2 separate regions of the Homo sapiens genome follow, and region 2 is linked to region 1. The links are chromatin loops, found by intact Hi-C in ENCODE. Cell type or tissue: heart right ventricle. All regions are shown on one strand.

Region 1 (8,000 bases):
AACTCTCATCTGTTTGTTTGGACTTACCACACTCCAGAGGAATTCAGCTATATGCCTCAGAGCAAGTATTTTTATTATTTCTTCTTCTACCCTGGCTAAGAATGAAGTGAGTAATCTATTTTTTTTCAGGCTAGCAACGTTTTATACATCTAATTAAAACAGGTAGGCTGAATTGTCTCTTAGGGTAAAAGGGAAAAATGCTACAAGATCAGGAGAAGGCAAAATATGTTGGAAGACAAAGCCTTTAGAATTAGGCAAAACTGGATTCAAATCTGGCTTTGCACATTATCAGCTGTGTGATCTTGTGCAAGTTTAACATCTCTGAGTGCTCATTTTTCTTCTCTGCAATGTGTGGCTGTTGACATCTGCCTAGATCAGTTGTCATGAAGCTTAGCAGGCAGTATACAGTATGCAGTCTGTGAAAAGCAGCTATAAGTGTATGAAATAAAGTGATGGGGAGGGGGAAGGGGCTTAGGCTTTTAATTAAAGGTAGGACAGCTCTACCTGAATGTTCCCCTAGAGTTTCATACACAATGTGTTGGAAACCTAAATGTATCCTTCTCCTCAGTTTTGTATTTCAGTGTGTGGCATCATCAACATTTGACCCCCTAGGTAGTGAGAGACCTTGGAGTCAACCTCAATGTCCCATCTCCTTCCCTCTCCTTATCACAGGGTGTTGTTGGTTCTCTATGTCCCGGGTCTCTTAAAACCACCTCTTCTCCTCCGCCTCTACAGACACCAACATAAATCAAGTTTCCATCTTCGTTTGCCTGGACAAGTGGCAAGGCAGCACTGAAAGGATACTCCTTCCTCTAGTCTTCTCTGCCTTTTGCCTACTGAGCCCACTCTTCTGAGCTGCTGATAAAGGAATTTTACATATCACACATCCTTTGATGGATTGCCATTGCTACAAAGCAGAACCTAAATCCCATGCCTGGACGTTAGGCAGTCTACATTCTGGCTTCTGTGACTTTTGGCCTAATTTTTGCATCAGCCCCAAATTTCTGTTGTGCCACCATCCCAGTGGATTCTAGAATTTAGTCTTACACAATCATTCCATATTCCTTTAATGAGTCCTTTAGCATTTGTTCACTCCTTTCATGTGCCCTATCCCCGTACCTGGAATTACTTTTCCTCTTTTACTTACTCAAGTCCTGCAAAAGCCAGTTCCATTATGCTGGTCTCACTGACCTCTTTCTACATATTTCTGGTAAGAATGAATTACTTTCTCCTGAAATACCTCTGCCATATTGTTTAAAAATTGCCATATGGTGCTGGACATGAGTATGTGTTCACATGTTTATTATCTACTCTAGTCTCAATTTCTAAGGTCTTGAATATAGGAACCAATTTATTCATCACCTTATTCCAGACATGATGGAACTCAGCTTTATTGAGAATCAAGTGATTATAGTAGATAGTGACCATCCTGAGTATGTTCATGTGTTACATAACAATGTTTTGGTCAACCAAGGACTGCATATAGGAAGGTGGGCTCATAAGATTAATATGGAGCTGAAAAATTCCTAATGCTTAGCCATATCGTAGCCATGATATTGTAGCACAATGCATTACTCATGCGGTGATGCTAGTGTAAATGCTGCCTTACCAGTCATATAAATGTATAGCACAAGGGGCCAGGTGGGGTGGCTTACGCCTGTAATCTCAGCACTTTGGGAAGCTGAGGGGGGAAGATTGCTTGAGCACAGGAATACAAGTCTAGCCTGGTTAATGTAGGGAGGGCACGTTTCTACAAAAACTAAATAAAATTAGCCTGGCATGGTGGCATGCACCTGTAGTCCCAGCTACTCTGGAGGCTGAGACGGAAGGATTGTTTGAGCCCTGGAGGTTGAGCTGCAGTGAGCCATGATCATGCCACTGCACTCCAGTCTGGGCGACAGAGCAATCCCCATCTCAAAAAAAAAAAAAAAAAAAAAAAAGAGTACAGCACATACAATGATGTACAGTACATAATACTTGATAATGACTGTGTAACACGTTTATGTATTTGCTATATTATACTTTTAATTGTTATTTTACAGTGTACTCTTTCTAGTTATTAAAAAAAGTTAACTGTAAAACAGCCCCAGTCAGGTCCTTCAAGAGATATTCCTGAAGAAGGCATTGCTATTATAGGAGATGATGACTCCGTGGGTGTTATTGCCCCTGAAGAGCTCAGTAGGACAAGATGTGGAGGTAGAAGACAGTGACACTGATGATCCTGGCCCTGTGTAGGCCTAGGCTAATGTGTGTGTTGGTGTCTTAGTTTTTAACAAAAAAGCTTTTAAAAGGTTAAAAAAATTAAAAATTTAAAAATAGAAAAAAGCTTATAAGATATGATTATAAAGAAAGAAAACATTTTTGTACAGCTGAACGATGCATTTGCTTTTTAAGCTAAATGTTATTACAAAAGAATCTTTAAAACATTTGTCCTCTCTTACCTCCCTGAATACACATGTAGTTTACTATAGCATGGGTATTCCCATATTCCCATTACAACGCCCTATTCTTAAATAAATATCATTTTCTTTTAGAGATCCTCCGTTCTTCATTTAGGTTGACAAACCAAAAGGCATTTCAATAAATATATGATCCATTACGCATTGATTTCAAAATTTAAACCTTGGAAGGCAATTCTTTTTTTCACATCCTGAATCAGCAATGCTTAGAAAACAAACACCATCCTATCTGCCACTTATCACGCTTCAGCTGTATTTTCCTTCATCCTGGTCCTTGAACACAGAGGCCCCTTTCTTCTTCCAGGCCTTTGCATTTGCTGATCCCTCCTCCTGGAATGACTTATTCTAGCTATTTTTATATTTGGAATATTCTCCGTATTTGAGTCTCACCCAAATGCCTCTTTCTCAGAAAGGCTTTCCTTCACCACCTTAAACAAAATGGTCTTCTCCCATAAGTTTATCATGACCCTGTTATTTATCTATTTATTTTTGAGACAGTGTTTCACTCTTGTTGCCCAGGCTAGAGTGTAATGGCGTGATTTGGCTCACTACAACCTCCGCCTCCCAGGTTCAAGCGATTCTCCTGCCTCAGCCTCCTGAGTAGCTGGGATTACAGGCATGCACCACCACGCCTAGATAATTTTGTGTTTTTAGGAGAGATGGGGTTTCACCATGTGACCAGGCTGGTCTCGGACTTCTGACCTCAGGTGATCTGCCTGCCTCAGCCTCCCAAAGTGCTGGGATTACAGGCGTGAGCCATTGTGCCTGGCCTCATGACCCTGTTTAGTTCCTTTATAATATTTATCCTAATACAGATTCATCATGTTTATTTGCTGTGTTCCTCCACAGAATGTAAGCTTTATGAGGGCAGGACTCTTATCTGACGCTGCTTCATTCCAGGGCCTGGCACAGTGACCAGCACATAGTAGAAATGTAAAGGTTTGTGAAATGTTAAATTGAAATGTCATTGCAATCACTGCATGGAATTATTGTTGAGATAGCAGTATAACATTAGCTATGTACACTTGTCATGTCATATTACTGTTTCAGCCGTCCTCAACCATCCTTTGCTCTTCCATGGTGTCTTGAGTCAGAGCACTCCTTTGAGTATTCTCATATATAGACCAGAGGGACCCTACTCTATTGTGACAGGCAGGATTCTGCTGTTCAGAGTGGGTAAGTCAGGTCTAGTCACCTCTCACAGAGAGAGCTGCCTGCCACTCAAGAGAGTTTGAAGCTAAACCCCAAGAGTCCAATGAGGAGGGCCAGAGGGAGCCGGAAGACCTTAGTTGAGTGGATCCTTTGCTGCAGTTTTTAGTTAAGACACTAGGTGGCAGGTGACTATACTTTTGGATACACCAGGAGCAATTAGCATTACGGTGCTTATCAAATGCCGGATAACTTTCCCTGCTGACATAAAATGTACAAAAATTTTAATTATTTGACAGGATGAAAAGAATTATGATAAGGGTGTTAGCTTTAGTTTTGGTCTATAGAGGGTAAGATGTATCCTGAAACTTTATTTTCAGATGCACAAAGGAAATGTACAAAGTGGGAACATTAAAAAACCAATCGAGTAGAAAGATTAATGTCAGCTCCAGGGTATCACCAGGAGAGATATCTTTATATAATAAAACTGAAATCGGTACTTTCACTGCAATAACAGCTTTGTACCTTTTGGATTAATAATCTAATTTAGTAAATAATTTATTGCATTTTTCTCTTTTCAACTTGAATCTCCAGAGGGATTTAAAAAAATCCTTTCAAATATAAATGGATCAAAGAATCCATTGTTTCCGTAGTAACCTTCTATGCAGAGTCCTGGGTGAGACTTTATTTTCTGCCAAGGTCACAGATCCTGCGGAAATTAGTCAATCAGGCAGCACATGCAAAAGCAGATTGTTTAGGTATTTCCTTCTGTTAGGCGAAAAACGAAATGCTCAAGTCACCTGCCATTCAATAAAGAAAGTAGGACACAAAATGTGATAGACACAATAAATTCTAATAAACAGATTTCCTTTCCATTTTGTGGTCTTTAAAGGGTGGTAATAAGGAAAGTAATAGGTAAATGGTCATAGAGGCACCTAGCAAAGGAAGAGAGTGTGAAAGGAGGAGTAAGGGAAGGAGATGTTGAAGGAGAGAGGGAGAGAGACATTCACACAACAAGGAGACCAAAGGGAAACAAAAGGAGTCACATCAGAGAAAGATAGATAGCGGAGGGGGAGATGGGAGGTAGGTTCGTAAACCAGAAGAAAAGCAGAAGGAAAACAGAGGGAGACCAAAATCCAGAGAAGGAGGAGCAGGGGCAGAGGTTAGTATGTTTTGAGATGTTTTCATTGGTGGCTATTTCTCTAGGATTTCTTAATCTTCAAACTTTAGAATAAAATAATCTGTAATTTGAATGTTAAATAATCAGTAAATTATTTATTGCTCTTTACTCTTAAGCTTATAAAGCTTAAGCCTTATAAGCTTTTCTTGAAATAAATGTGAGTGAGCTTCCTTCAGGTTGCAAGAAATACAGAGAGGCTCAGTTTTGCGCAGAGGATTAGGATATGCAGAAAGAATATGCAGGTAAGGAAGGAAAACAGGGACACATAGAGCTGGGTTTTTCCGAAAAAGAGGAGTTGGAGGACCTCTTAGGTGAGAACATAGTTCTAATAACTAGGTGTCTTTTCACTAGGTTAGCACCAGGGAACTGTTTTTCTCTCTTTGGTTCTTCATTCCCATCACTTCTCTTTCTCCGTTTCTGTGACTTCTCCTGTTATCAATGATTTTTTGTCTATGAATTCAAACTTCCTAATATGAAGGGTCCATACTTGGTCCATCGTCATCCATATAATGTGCCCTTACTGGGTAGGGCTCTTGCTTGAGGCTGTGTCAGAGACTGGCTACTCTTGGGTTAGGTGCCCACCATAGTTCAAAGAAATCTGATTAAACAAGGAGGACCATGTGGTGCAATGCATATATAAAACCTTTCTATATTAGACTGTGTGTTTGCCAGGTATCTAGAAAGGGAGAGAATAAAACTAAAAGGCATCTTGGTTGGTCTTGATTGGCAAGAACGATATACTCTACCCCATGCCCATAAGGCAAACCATACCTTTTTTTCTTAGACACAAGGGTTTAATAATGCCCATACAACCTAATCAAACCACTACCAGTACACTTCCCTCCTGAAAGTTGTCTAGCCACTACCTTTGGAAGAAATGATACAAAACACTTCAAACTTGCAGTCTGAAATCAACAGAGCTTGAGGGTTTTTTTTTTTTTTTTTGCCTAATGAAGCAATAATACAGGATATTTTGGATAAATGAGAAGGGGAAATGTGGGAATTAAATAAGCTCTTTGAGGAAAAGGAGAGAAAGAGCAGAAAAAGGAAAAAGACTTCCCTCTTGTGAGGAGAAAAGTGTATGGGTTGTGGGTGTACCTGGACCCAATTACTAATAGAAAGAAAATAGCTTATTTCAAATTTGCTGTAGCTTAATTCTGTGCCCCAAGTGTGTGGCACAGAATTAATCAGAGTTGGTAGTGGGGCGCCTATGGAGGGGGGTGGATTTCCAGTCTCTGCAAACATTTTTGTATCTGCCATAAGATGACCTGACTTAAAGTTACCAGAGTGTGAGGGACCTGGCACTTAGGCAATGTAGATGTAGTGGCATTCATGATGGCCTGAAGAATGAAGACCCCCAAAGCAACTGAAGGATAGAGGTATTTTCTAAGCACAATTAAGACTTCCAGGTTCTTATTAGATTTGAATAGGAAGTCAGCCCGATATTACAGTAGATGAATTTTTAACATTACAGCTTGCTTAGATAGATACATTTATATTCCACTTGATTTGAGAAAATAAAGAAACAGATATTTTCTAATTCCTGAATTTAGAGACTAGAAATCATACCACCTGCATTGATTTCAGCACTGGGGACCAACAGTGAATAAGATCAGTCTGAGGACAGATTGGGGCACTAACCACCAGTCCCTCCTTCTCTTTCACCCCCTAAGTTAAGATAGGCCTTAGTCAAATTGTGTTTTTTACACTGTGCATTTGTCTGACAACTTGAAAATATTTTGTAAACATAGCCATACTCTAAAAGTCTCACAAAAGCTGTATATCAGTGATTGTATTAGTCAGGGTTCTTCAGAGAAACAGAATGAGTATGTATCCATGCTACGGAATTGGTTCATGTGATTATGGAGTCTGAGAGATCCACGGTCAGAAGCTGGAGACCTCCAGTCTGGGTCCGAAGATGTAGGAACCAGAGAAGCCTGTGGTATAGTGCCAGGCTGAAAGCTGGCAGGGTCAAGATCCAAGAAGAGCCAGTGTTTCAGTTTGAGTCCAAAGGCAGGCAAAACAACAACAAACAATGTCCCAGCCCAAAGCAGTCAGACAGGAGGAGTCCTCTCGTACTAGAGGGAGGGTCAGTGTTTTTGTTCTATTCAGGCCTTCATGTGATTGGGCCATCCACACTGGGGAGGGAATGTGCTTTACTCCGTCTACTGATTCAAATGTTAATCTCACCCAGAAACACCCTCACAAACACACCCAGAATAATGTGTGACCAAATACCTGGGCACCCCATGGCCCAGTCAAGTTGACATATAAAATTAACTATCTCAGTGATTATTTTCCATTTTTCTCATAGAAAAACGGAGGTAGGACAATGTTTATTGATTTGTCCTGTGGGATCCAGCCCATGTCACCCAACTCAGAGGCCACAGAGAGAAATAAGAGAAGTAGAGCCAGGCCATTGCAAATCTTCCCAAAGACATAAAAGCTGCAGCCCTAGAGACAGGGCAGCTGAGAGGGGAGCCAGTTTTCCCCAGTGCTTGGATGGGTGGGATATGACAGGACTTCTTGGCTCTGGTCATATCTGAGGCTGACCCAGGGAACTAGCTGGCCTTTGGGCAGACTTGGGGGTCCTGTTCTAATTTGGCTGGAGAGAAGTCCATGAAAGGCAAAAAAAAGTTATTTTCATGCACTGGGCACCAAAGGAAATTGATGGCAAAGACAGAACATGTTTTCCTGTAGGCTGAGTGTAAGCCCTCATTAGGCAGAGGAGCCAGAGCTTATTTATAGAGAAGCACTACCATTTTGTTATGTATGGGCAGCAAGTCCAGCGAATTCTCATCAAGCAGGTTGTACAAGCTCTGATTACAATGAATTTTCATGGAATTAGTCTCTGAGCACAGGACCTTCGGGAGTGTGTAGAGTCATCTTGACCCTGTGGGGAGGTAGAGATAGAGCCTTGCAGACTTCACTACTGCCAGCCCCCTAGTACTGCTGGCCTCTCCCCCTCCCCCCTTCTTTTTCCATTTTTCTCTCCCCCTTTCTTTTCTTCTTCCACCCCTCCAGATCCTCACTGGGGTGACTCAATGCTGTTGTCAAGCCACAAAACCACCCTGACCCCCACTTTACACATCTAGAGGGATGATATTTACTTAGCAGGGTTATAATGAGGCCTGAATAAATAGCATATATGAATGTCCTTGCATAGAGGAGACACGATAATTATTTGGTAGGAAAGAAAGAAGGTGAAAAGA
Region 2 (8,000 bases), 230 kb after region 1:
CTCCCAGTCCTTTCACACTAGGAACTCACATCTAGAATGGTTCTGTGGTAGTAGATCCTCTGGCCCTAAAAGACAGGTAATTGTAAAAGGTTTTTACATTCATATCTGTAATTTATCAGAATTTATAATTACAATTTTTATACTTCATAAACTCCATTTTTGTTGCCCTAGCTATTTCTCCTATGCTACAGTGTAAGTTAATACAAATGTAGAAACCTGGGAAACGTTTTCCCAATGTGAATGGATTCACTAAATACTTGTTTCAAGTCCCTCATTCTCATTTATAAAACAAGAAATAGAAATAGCAAATGAATCTAGATGAGGGCCAAAATTAACCCTCATTAGTATTTTTAATGCAATACCTGCTTTGCTCTTACATACATACATATATTTGTAACATTTTTCTCACTTTTTAAGCCAATATTCAAAATCAATGAACGTGGTGAAACAGACTTATTCTACTAATGAGAACATTCACTGGTATCAAAAGCTCATAAAGATTCCTAATTTTTGATCCTATAATCCCATTCTGAGAAAATATCCTAAGGAAATAGAAATTTTGGCAAAAATGAGAGAGTATAACTAATTGCAGAATGCACGAATCAATTATGGCACATCTGTGAAGTGGAATGTTATTAGGTCACTAAAAATGAATTCGAAAGTTTTATAATACAAGAAATTATTTGTAATAACTATTTTTAAAAGTAGAATATATATTTACTTACATATATACATACACTGTAATCTCCATTAGGTAAAAATACATATACACCAACATAAAATTTTTAAATAATACATGTTAGTTTTTTAAAATTCTAAACTAGAAAATAATTTGAATGATAATAAAATGAATTGGTTAAAGTGTGGGGAAAGGACACTCATAAATAAGAGTATAAGTTGGTATTCTTTTTCTTTACGGCAATTTGCAGTATGTGCCAAAAGTTTTAAAAATATGAATTTTATTCATCCAGAAGTTCTAATTCTAGGACTTTTAAAGGATATCTTTAGAGCTATTTTCAGAAATTGTCTATTCACACAATGGGATAATAAACTGGCACTAAAAAATGATGGGGTTTATTTCTTGAGTTTGTTTCTTTAGTTTTTTGCTTATAAAACTGGCACACATTTTTCAGGTTTATCAAGGTATAATTGACAAATCAAAACTATATATTTAAGTGTACAACTTGATGTTTTGATATACATATACACTGTAAAATAATCATCCCAATCAAGCTAATTAACATATCTATCACCCCACATAGTTACCATTCTTATTTTCTTTTTTCTCTTTTTTGGTGCAGTGAGAACATTTAAGACCTATCTGCTTAAAAAATGTAAAGTATACAATATGGTATTTGTTAACTGTAGTCACCACACTGTACGTTAGAGCTCCAGAATTTATTCATTTTGTATAACTGAAACTTTATATCTTTTGACTGACATCTCCCAATTTCTCCTTCCCACTTTCCCCCTTCCTATTCCCTGGCAAACACCATTCCACTATCTGCTTCTATAAGTTTGACTGTCTTAGATTCCACATATAAATGAAGTCATGCAGTATTTGTGTTTGTGTGTCTAGTTTATTTCATACAGTATAATGTCCCCCAGGTTCGTCCATATGGTCACAGATGGCAGGATAGCCTTCTTGTAAGGCTAAAGAACATTCCATTGTATATATACATACCACATTTTTCTTTATTCATTCATTGGTTGATGAATATTTAGGTTGTTTACATATCTTGATTATTATCAATAATGCAGCAATAAATTAAAAATGATGTTTTTAAAAGTATATTCATTGATTTGGAAATGTATTCAAGGTAAACTGCTGAGTGGGGGAAAAAAGCATCCTAACATACAGTGTGAATAGTATTATCCTATTTTGTAAATAAATGGGTAAATAGTTGCACATATATACAGTCATGTATCACTTAACAATGGGAATACAGTCTAAGAAATATGTCATTAGGCAATTTCATCATTGTGTGAACATTATGAAGTATATTGACATAAGCCTGGAAGGTTTAGCCTATTACACATCTAGGCTACCCGCTATAGCCTGTTGCTCCTAGGCTACAAAGTTGTAGAATATGTTACTATACTGAACACTGTCGGGAATTGTAACACAATGGTAAATATTTTTATATCTAGACATATCTAAATATAGAAAAGGCATGGTTAAAATGCAGTATAAAAGAGAAAAAAAATGATTCGCCTGTATATCTAACCATGAAAAGAGCTTTCAGGACTGTAAGTTGCTGTGGGTGAATCAGCAAGTGGTGATTGAATGTGAGGGCCTAAGACATTACTGTACACTACTGTAGACTTTATAAACACTGTATACTTAGCCTACACTAAATTCATAAATAGATATTTTTATTTGTTCTATAATAAATTAAACTTAGCTTCTTGTAGACTTTTACTTTATAAATTTAATTTTTTAAAAAATTAAAAATTAAAATTTTAATTTAAAAAAATGAAAGTTTGACTGTTTTATTTGGCTCTTTTGTAATAAGTTGGCTTAAAACATACATTGTACAGCTGTACAAAAATATATTCTTCCTTTATGTCCTTATTCTATAAAATTTTTATCTATTTTATTTATTTTGTTTTACTTTTTAATTTTCTTCTTAAAAAATAGTACACAAACACACACAGCCTAGGCCTACACAGAATCAGGATTATCAATATCACTGTCTTCCACTTCCACATCTTATCCCACTGGAAGGGCTTTATGGGGAATGACACTCATGGAACTGTCATCTCCTATGATAACAATGCCTTCTTCTGGAATACCTCCTGAAGGACCTACCTGAGGCTGTTTTACAGTTAACTCTTTTTATATATATGTAGAAGTACACTCTAAAATAATGATTAAAAATATAGTATGGGGCTGGGTATGGTGGCAAACTTCTGCAGTCCCAGCACTTTGGGAGGCCAGGCAGGCAGATCACTTGAGGTCAAGAGTTCAAGACCGGCCTGGCCCACATGGTGAAACTCTGTCTCTAGTTAACATACAAAAATTAACCAGGCATAGTGGTGCATGCCTGTAATCTCAGCTATTCAGGAGGCTGAGGCTGGAGAATCACTTGAACCCAACAGGCAGAGGTTGTAGTAAGCTGAGATTGCACCACTGCACTCCAGCCTGGGCGACAGAGCGAGACTCTGTCTCAAAAAAATAAAAAAAAAAAAATAGAAATAATTTTTTTAAAGTACAGTATGGTAAACATATAAACTAGTAACATAGTTGTTTATTATCATTAGCTAACATTATGTACTGTACATAATTATATGTGCTATACTTTTATACCACTGGACGCACAGTAGTTTTCTTTACATTAGCATCACCACAAACACATGAGCAATGCATTATGCTATATTAGGATGGCTACAACATTGTTATACAATAGGAATTTTTCCACTCCATTTTAATTTTATGGGACCACTATTGTATATGTGGTCCATTACTGGCTGAAATGTTGTTATGCATTATATGACTGTATAAATGTATATAGAAAAAATATGAATTCACCCTGAGAGGTCTGAGAAAAGAAAAGAAAAGAAAAAAAAATGAGTAAAGATACCATGATATTAGCATGTGATATTAGAGGGTGATGGTCTTGTGGGTGAATGTATCAGTCAGGATTCTCCAGGAAACAGAATTAATAGGAGATATATATATATATTTATATTTATATATATTTATATTTATATATTTATATATATATATAGAGAGAGAGAGATTTATTTTAAGCAATTAGTTTATAGGATTGTGGGGGCTGGCAAGTTTAAAACTCAAAGGATAGGCCAGTAGGCTAGAAACATAGGCAGCATTTCCATAAGACTGTCTTGAGGCAGAATTTCTTATTCGGTGGGAACCTTCAGTTTTTGCTTATAAGGCCTTCAACTGCTTGGGTAAGGCCAACCCACATTATACAAGGTAATCTCCTTTACTTAAAGTCAGCTGATTGTAGATGTTAACCACATTGCTAAAATATCTTCACAGTAACACCTAAGTTAGGTTTTATTAAATCACTTTAGGAACTATATAGCCTGGCCAGTTGACACATAAATTAATCATCACAGGAGAATTTTCCTTTGGTTTTGTGTTTTTTATATTTCTAATTTTTCTTTAATGAAGCTACATTGTGTAGTAAACTCATAAGAGTAAACTCATGTGCATAGTAAAAAAAACACACACACACACACACACACCAAAAAGCAAATAATAAATTATCCCAGATGATGATTCAGGACTTATTTTCTTTATGCAATTTAACAATCTCTTGTAAATGCTCAAGACTTTTTCCCTTAATGCTATTTCTTGTACAGCTATAGGGGAAGTTGACAAAACATTCCTTTATTTAAGCAAGAAAACAACTTCCATATTTGAAGACACCTGAAAATCTCTATCAGATTCTTTTATTCTGTGTTCACATCCAATATTCCATTTCCAACGCCCTTTCTAGCTATCATAACTGAGGTTAAACTGCCCCTCTGTTACTATTTCTTATCTCCATTATTCAGGTTAAGACTCTTAGTTGAAAATCACAGGATGATTTCTAACTAATTTGAGCAAAATGAGACTTATTGAATATATGAGAAAGTGTCAGAATCTCAAAGAGTCAGAGAATTGGACTTAAAATGCTAAACAGCTAGAAATACAGGAACAATGCCCATCTTCTACCTGTGGGGAAATGTATTAGTGAAAACAGCCCTGCTACCACCACCCACTGCTCAGCCCTGATCATACCCGAGATTGAGAGCCGGAAACTCCAGCGCCACAACCCCAGAAGAACCGGAACCTTTCTTCCACCACAACTACCAGAAAATCTATCTCTCTGTGGCCACATCCTAACAGGGGTCTCTTTCTCATCGGTCTTTGGTAGGGGTGCATCTGAATGAGGAAAACTAGGTCACTTGCTTGTACCTTAAGTAGCAAAAGATTCTGATGCAGTTTTTGCAGCATGCTTTGATGAGACAGGACTCAAAAGATGGAAAACTACAAGACATAAGAGAGCATTTTCAAAAGATGTTCAGCAGACACAAATAATTACTGTACCCATCGACACATGAATACGCAGATTGATGCAGAGAGTCTAGTGCATAGTACAGTATTCTCCTTATTTATCACCCTTACCTTTCACACCTTGAGCTTGAAGAGTGGAAATCAGAAATTATTTCAGTCCAGGATGCTTTCCATTACACCTCCTCTATGTCAAAAGTTCCAGAATAGAGCAAATATTCATGGGCATATCAAGGTTTTCTTTCTGGAATGTCCCAATGAACTTGTTTGTTTTCTGGAAATGACCCTCTATTATGTGGTCCTAAATGTTTCCTGCTGTTTTTCTACTTGTCATATTACCAATAATAAAATAAAGAAAGAGGGAGGACGTTTTGAATCCAAAAACCTGTTTTTTGAATTGGAAAACATATGGTTCAGGCAGACATTGCTTTGGTGTTATGGAAACTCGTCTTTTCCCCACCAAGTTTATCTGAGTAGCTGGCAATTATTCTACTTTGAAGTGTAGCAGGTTTTCTACATAAGGTGCCAAATCTTAATGTTTTTACACATGTTTTATACCAACTCCACATGCTAAACTGAACAGTAAATACTGCTGCCCGCAATCAGAACAGGCAAAACATCACGTCTTTCAGCAAAAACAATGAATTCAAGTAGATAAGTGAGATCCTGTCTCTGCAAAAAATACCAAAAATTAGCCAGGCATGGTGGTGTGGACCTGTGGTCCCAGCTACTTTGGAGGCTGAGCTGGGAGGATTGCTTGAGCCCCAGGAGCTCGAGGCTGCAGTGAGCTGTGATTGTGCCACTGTAGTCCAGCCTGGGCAACACATTGAGACCCTGTCTTAAAAACAAAAAAAAAAGAGAAGAAAAAAAGAAATGAAATGCTCCATGTCCAGCACAACCAGCCTCATAGATGATAAAACTGCTTAGGTAGTGCTCTTAAGCATTACGATTCTATTGTTAGATGTTAAGTTATTCACAAGTCCGTCTTTGAAGGGATAGCTGCTTTTATTCCCTATCGAAATGTCCACAGGGCTGCAATGCATCCAGGATATGAAGCAATTTTCTGAAAGTCCTACACCTCAGTAACAGAGGAAAACTGGCTGTTCCTGAAAAAGACAAATGGACACATCCTCTGTGAAATATTGTTGGCAAAAGCAGAAAAGATTAAGTTGATCTACCAGCACTAAAGAGTTCTGTTGGGTTTGTCTACGTATTTTGGGACAGAAAAATAACACATTGCTACAGAATCTAAGACATTTCATGTCCTACCCTGCACCTTACACAAAGAACCTATTATCCATTATAAACAATCCCTTGGTGCCCTCTGTCATCTAATCTCCAGCCCACAAGTAGAAATGATCCTGAGGCCTTAATTGCTTTTCACAGGTCATCATCACTGTCATCCAGTTCTCTTTGTGGAGCAGAATAAAAAAGGCATGTAATGTAATCAGCTGTCAGAGTGTTCAGCTTTTCCTTGTAAGACAATCCTGCCTGTCAAATGAAAAGAAAGTATTATAGCAGAAAAAATATGCATGCTTGAATTCAAGTAGATGCTAAGGATTCTTTCATTAGAAAGAAAGCAAAAAAAAATTGGAGAATCAGTTCAAGAGAGGATATTAATATATCCTAATTAGCAATGCCCTTCCCTAGATGCGCCTGGACATTGTGCTATCATCTGTGAAGCTCTTTTTCATTGGGTTAAGTATAAATTGATGAAAGAGACACCCCGGAGCCAATCTTCCTAGATGATGATGCAAAAGATGTCCTTTTCAGTCAGCATTGATGGTGGCTCCTGCTGAAAATATCCATAAAGCCAGGAAAGAGGGTCACAGAAGATGAAGGAAATAAGAGAGTGGTTCCCAAGGTGCAGCCTTAGGAAAGGCAGAAATCTGGCAGGATTCTCAGGAAGGTGTGTGGGGCCCCCCAGAAAGATGTATTGCTTTTGTAGAGACAGGGACAGTATTTGAATCTGGAAAGAGCCATAACCCCCTGGCTATTCCTCAACTCTGGGATCAGGCTTGCTTGTTCTCTGCCTAAGTCCCATGGTATTACATTTATGACCAATGCAGCAGTCCCTGGTGGGTCTGGCCTCCCTAGAAATATTCAGCTCTTTCCCTGGGCCAATGGGTTCCAAATTTCCAAAGTCCTCCTCCTGCAGGTTCTCATGTCTTCCGAGGGCAACCACCATGATGATATCCATTGGCTAGAAGAGCCACCCCTGGCCAAGGTCTGGCAAAATACTGAAGGTCATGGGTATAACTTATATGTAATCAGATTCATGGGCAAAAGAAAAACAAATAAAGGACTGAAGAACAGAGTTCTCAGGAATTTTTTCCAAAATGGAATTTAAAAGGGTGAGGTATATAGCAAGGAACACTGAAGGAGCCACCTGATATTTAACAAACTGTGTTGTAGCAGCCCATAAACCTGGGTTCCAATCCTAGCCATTCTATTTACTACCTGTGAGAACTTACTTAAACTCTGAGAGCTTCAATTTTTCCCATTTCCAAAATTGGGGTGAACGTTGCTTCATGTAATTTACAGGAGAAAACAAATGCACAGCATTTCTGCACAATATTGGTACTTAATAAATGTTAGTTTAAAAAAACAAAGTTAATCAAGGGCAAATTATTGGAAGGAAAAATCAGAAAGTGAGCTAGAGGAGTTTATATGAATGATAACAAAGGCAGCCTGGTATACTGCCTTAGTATTAGAATATAATGTACTTTTAGCTCTGTAATGGTCATAAATCCTGCTGTGTTTAAGGTTTTTTTCTTCTGTTTGTCTTTGGATTTTTAATCCCATTTTCAGCCTGTAAATCTGGAGTGCTTTTAAAGACCAGTATAGACTGGTTGTCTAGGCTCATGATCAAAATTCCTTTTTCATACTTTCAACCAATGGGTATTTATTGAACACCTACTATGTGCCAGATGGTATGATAGGTAACAAGAACCCAACACCCAGAATGGTTCCT

Evidence for each region. Peaks named below come from ENCODE experiments on the same cell type or tissue, not always from the same donor. Only the 100,000 strongest peaks of a DNase experiment are listed, where the experiment ranks them.
Region 2: it touches region 1 in a loop (3-fold over the local background); 10 of 110 quality-filtered maps call a loop at or near these places.

Annotation. Positions count from the first base shown.
Region 1 is chr5:96,597,700-96,605,699 of GRCh38, reverse strand. The region is part of intron 4 of LOC101929710 (a long non-coding RNA gene); the gene reads right to left. It also overlaps a transcript of CAST not described here. Among named protein-coding and RNA genes, the nearest start is that of CAST, 61 kb to the left of the region's middle. In heart right ventricle, CTCF peaks have their summits at 3,577 and 3,786 (motif pointing right); no DNase peak of the experiment used is centred here; H3K4me3 peaks cover 375 bases; H3K27ac peaks cover 394 bases.
Region 2 is chr5:96,371,631-96,379,630 of GRCh38, reverse strand. It overlaps LOC101929710 (a long non-coding RNA gene), which reads right to left. Exons shown (of 5, transcript NR_130776.1): 4 at 1-65. It also overlaps a transcript of CAST not described here. Among named protein-coding and RNA genes, the nearest start is that of PCSK1, 58 kb to the left of the region's middle. In heart right ventricle, no CTCF peak of the experiment used is centred here; no DNase peak of the experiment used is centred here.